Regions from separate parts of the Homo sapiens genome. Here region 1 is linked to region 2. Evidence: read pairs that join two places in POLR2A ChIA-PET (ENCODE). Cell type or tissue: K562. All regions are shown on one strand.

Region 1 (2,500 bases), 190 kb after region 2:
GATTCCATGTCTGTGCTATTGTGAATAGTGCTGCAGTGAACATATATGTGCACGTGTCTTTATAATAGAATGATTTATATTCCTTTGGGTAATGGGATTGCTGGGTTGAATGGTATTTCTGTCTTTAGGTTTTTGAGGAATCGCCACACTGTCTTCCACAGTGGTTGAACTAATTTACACTCCCAGAAACAGTGTATAAGTGTTCCTTTTTCTCCACAACCTTGCCAGAATCAGGTTTTTTTTTTTTTTGACTTTTTAATAATAGCTGTTCTGACTGCTATGAGATGGTATCTCATTGTGGTTTTGATTTGCAATTCTCTAATGATCAGTGATGTTGAGCTTTTTTTCATATGATTGTTGGCCACGTGTCTTCTTTTAAAAAGTGTCTGTTGATGTCCTTTGCAACAAAACCATTTATACAGCATATTGTGTTTGTGACTTAATTTGCTTTGGCTTACTTTTCATTATGGAGTCATCTAATCTACAAGTTGGCACTTATTCTTTTATTCAACTAGCATTTATTTGGTATTAACTGAACATATAGGACTGATGAACACACAGAGAGGGTTGAATTGTGTTCTTTTATAAACTTTCTCTCTGGGGAATTATTTCCTTTTCACCTGTCTACATCCATGTCTTTGTCGATGTCTTCATCTACATTTATAGTGAGAGGGCATGTTAAAGGGCAGAATTCACTTCCCAGGGTATGTCACACACCTCTTTTGCATCCCTTCTGAGCCTCTGGGCCTCGCCTTCTTCTTGGTCCAGCCTTGTAAGGGTCAGTAGCGTCTGGTCCCTGACAGGTGGTTCTCACCTCTCGAGTGCAGTGCCAGTCTTCCCTATTGATATTTTCTTGGGAACAACATCAGTGCTCATGCTCTGTGCTCATGACCACACACGCACAAACCAGAGTGCAGAAGCAAGTTTTCCATCTAAGGAAGGTGAGGTCCAGTGGATACATTTGTCCTCGCTTCCCGCATTAGAGATAGTCTGGAGACCAGCCTATGTGACTTCTAGGGGTCGCAGTCCCATGGACAGAGCAAAGCATCAATCGGCCCCTTCTTCTTAGTGATACACCTACATATGGACTGTGTCTACTTTCCCAATTTTGTCTCCATATTCCTCCACTCCTGATCCCTTGGGTTGCAGTCTTGGTAAAGTAATAGCCGGCAAGCCTTCCCCTAGGCTCACCTTTCTGGAGAACCCAGGCTAAGACTTAAGGTGACTTAGTGGGAGAGAAGAGCTGGAGCTGTGCCCTAGTGATGCCCCCAGGTGTGTGAGTCCTTCACCTTACCTCAGTGTTCTGGCCAGGTGGGGCTTTGTTTGAGTTTTTCTGGGTTGGATGTGGCAAGAAAGAGGACTTACAGATCAATTCACTTGTCAAGCTGGGTTAGCAATCTCTGGACTTTCTTTCCTGGTACAGCATGGAGACCTCTGTCCCTCCTTTTTCGCAATGGTCATCTTGGGTGAAGCAGGAAAGGAAGGAGGACTGGGCAGGGTATCAGAAGCCCTGGCCTCTGGGCTTTACCCTTCGACTAACAAGCCATGTGACCTTGGCTGAGTCATGTTTCCTCCTCACATGTCAGTTTCTTATCTGAACGATGAGGGGCTCAGCCTAGATTATTGCTATGATCACTTCCAACTCTAAAACCTTATGATAAACTGTAATTCCTGCCACATTAGCTGCATTGGTAGGAAAGTTACCTCAATTCTTATTCAAAAGGTCAAAATTGAGGCCTCTGTGAGAATTTTCAATATGGTAGTTAATGCAAAAACATGTTTTATTGGTGTTTTCTAGAGAAAAAAGAATTTGGTCAGAGCCACTCTTACTTGTCCATCACAAGGGAGAAATAGAGACTCTGTGCTGACACCTCACTACTTTCAACTCCAACTGTGGGTCTTTTTCTCTTGCAATTTAGTCCATCACAGCTGAGGGCTGGTTTAGGGACCAGAGCTCAGAGACAACTGCAGCTGGAAGGGAAGAATGGATCTCTCCCCTCTAACACATGTACCCGCACTCCCCAGCCCCACGCCAACATACCATTCACCTCTTTCTGCATATCCCACTCTCCCCTCCCCTTTGTGTGGGAGAGAGATTTCTCTGTGTCTAAGGTCAAAGCCATGACCACACCCAGCACTATGACCGCAGTGGACAAAGGGGAGAACTTCACATCCTCTTTGGGAACTCATAGAGGTCATTGCAAATCACTTTTGGTCATTGCCCAAACTAGAAAGAACATATTTTCCCCAGATTATTATTAAGAATTTTATATAATCACAGACTGTCTTCTCTCTCACATACAGACATACATTCCCAAAGAGAAAAACTCATCTCTGAGTATTGGGTCATAAATTATATGAGGTACATTTCATTATAAAGCATATTTCTTTAGTCTTTATGAATGCTCTCCATTTACCCCAGGGGGGTTGTAATGTACACTGACATCTTACTTTCTTCCAAGAAGCATTCCCTCATTTTGTTTAGTATGTGGGGCCTAGC
Region 2 (2,500 bases):
CACTTGATAGCTGGGGAGACTGACGGGGAAGAGATAAATGCTAAAGGTTGCTGTCGAAGAGGGCATGGCAGCACAATCTCTTAGCTTCCATTCTTTCTGGTGACCCAGCTAATATTAATTATCTCCCCTACTCCTGCAAATCCTGCACCTTCAATCCCCAGTTCTCCACTATCAAGGTGACTATGACTTCTAGGAGTTGAGGTGCAGGGATCTCTTCTTTGATGTATTTTGGCTCAAGGTCCAAACACCTTCCCCCCTCCAAAAAAAAAAAAAAAAAAACAAGACAAAAAAAATATCAAGTTCCAGTTCACATTTATTCAGAACTAAGGGCACCCTCAGTCTCTTTCCAAACCTTTCCATTAAAGCTACCTATAAAATCTCAGGGTTGTAATTCCGAAACCTAAGGCATTTTCTGATAGGAAGGTTTTATCTAGCATTTGGCAAATCCTAATTGGGTCTGTTAAAATAAAGGAGTATCCCTTCAGAGCAGAGAAGGGAAACAAACTACAGTAAAATAGAGGAGAGGGGCAGGTCAGCAGACTCTGCTCCTTGCTGGCAACAGGGGCTTGAGAGCTGGGCTGTGAAGAGGTGGCTTATCCCCTATCCTGAGAGCCCTGGCAGAGCATGAGAAGCTGCCAGTCCTACCTAAGATGTTCTCGCTGCAAGGCCTACTTATTCTGCTCTTTAGGTTAAAGAAGAAACCCCAGGGAAGAAGAAGGGGAGGGGTCGCGAGGCAGCTAGGGTCCCGGAAGACTACGGGAGTAAGGAAAAGGAAGGAAACTGAAGTCTCAGGTGCTGCGCTGCAGGACCCACAGCCCGGGACAACCCGCTTCTCTCTGCACACCTGCACCCCCCTTACAGCCAGGTTCTGGCACCTCCTCTCTCTTCTCCAGGGAATTCCCTTCACCGGGGTGCGTTGGACCAACGGAAACCCCTCCAGTGCAGCACCAGCTGCAGGTTCGGGAATCAGAGGAGTTCCCTGCCGCCCTGCAGGTGAACTGGGGTCAAGGTGGAACCATGGGACTGGGGACTAGTGGAACTATGCCTCCTGGCGATGCTGGCCCTCAGTCACCTCCTTCTCTCTAGCAGGCTTCCCGGCCTTTCCTCCCTACCCCACCCCCACCCTCTTCCTTGCGAGCCAGGGGCCCAGTTCCAGGGCTTAGGGCAGGGTGCTCCATGCGAGGTGGTGACAGGAAGGCCAACAGGCTGCCGGAGTCCGGGAGTGGAGCGACCCGGAGAGGCGACTGCCTCAGCGCGGTTAGAAAACGCTGGGTCATCCTGGTTTTGTCACGGGCCTCGACTGCTCCCGGATCACCACCACTTGCACCCTGACAGTTGAGGTGCGGCTCCGGGGAAGGCTGGGCCTTGTCCTCAAGGTGGGACCCGAGCTCCCTCACGTACCAGTCGGAGTCATTGCCTGGTGACCATAGGCAAGTCTGAAAAAGTCTTGCCCTTGGTGGGTCACCCCGCCGCCGCGGAGACCGGCCATGAGCTTGGAGGCCCGGGACCCTGAGATGTCCACCCCAGGAGCTCAGGGCTGGGGGCCTGCCCAGGTCAGCATTTCTGGCCCCCTACCTCCGCCTCCGGGGGCAGCCAACCAGCATGCCGGAGTCGGATGCTCGACCCTTTCCGGGGTCACTGAGCTGGGAAGCCAGAAGAAAGCAAGCCGACAACAATACCAACAAGGGGAGATGCGGCCTCCGGCGCGGCTCTCTGGCCAGCTCCTCTGGGTGATGCAAACGAAGATCCCTGTTGGGAGCAGGGGTCGGAGCCAGAGGCCCCACCTAAAGAGGCGCTCGCTCTGCGCGGACCCTCGGAGAGGGCGCAGGCAGAGTATTCCCCTGACCCACCCTGGCGGGGAACGCGGCCCCACTGGAGCGCCTGGGAGCGCTGAGACCTCGCGTGTGTTGCAGGGGGAAGGGCAGGGAAGGTTATAACTCCTGTCCCCACCTGGAGCCCGCAGGGCGACTTGGAGCGTCTCCTGAGGGAACTGGCCCCCATCTGGCTTCCTACGAGCTGGGGAAATATTCGGTGCTTCGTTTCCCGCTTGGTATGGGCATGCGCTTGGGGCGGGTTTAGCCTCTCCGACCTCAGTTTCCTCCTTTGTAAAAGGGAGAGTATGCTGGTTCATACCTTGATAGGCTCCCGGCATGCCCATTAGGAATGCCCAAGCCAGCCCACCAGGTGAAGCCTTCAGAGCCAGGCAGCCCAGGGCTAGCACCTGATAGATCCTGAGCTGGCTACCATCGTTCCGTCGTCTTTTGAAGGTGGAGACCCCTAAAGAGAACCGCTTCCGCTCTCTGCCTCCTCCCCCGACCCTGCACTCTCTATCTCTCTCTCTGTATCTCTCACATCTCTGTCTCTCATTCTATCCCCTTGGTAAATTGGAAACATCTTAGTGAAAGGTGAAAACAAAGTTTAACGTAAATCCGCCTGTTGTTCAATTGAGTGCAACCACAGAAGCTGGTCTGCGCCGCGCGAGTCGGAGCCAGCGTTCTGC

The links. Peaks named below come from ENCODE experiments on the same cell type or tissue, not always from the same donor. Only the 100,000 strongest peaks of a DNase experiment are listed, where the experiment ranks them.
Region 1: POLR2A ChIA-PET joins it to region 2 with 5 read pairs; 3 of 35 experiments call an interaction of 5 or more read pairs at or near these places.

The regions. Positions count from the first base shown.
Region 1 is chr2:118,671,841-118,674,340 of GRCh38, reverse strand. No RefSeq gene overlaps it. Among named protein-coding and RNA genes, the nearest start is that of LINC01956, 160 kb to the left of the region's middle. In K562, no CTCF peak of the experiment used is centred here; a DNase peak (open chromatin) is centred at 1,530.
Region 2 is chr2:118,857,961-118,860,460 of GRCh38, reverse strand. No RefSeq gene overlaps it. Among named protein-coding and RNA genes, the nearest start is that of EN1, 12 kb to the right of the region's middle. RefSeq lists enhancers at 751-1,510, 1,511-2,272, 2,273-2,500. In K562, no CTCF peak of the experiment used is centred here; no DNase peak of the experiment used is centred here; H3K27me3 peaks cover 1,708 bases.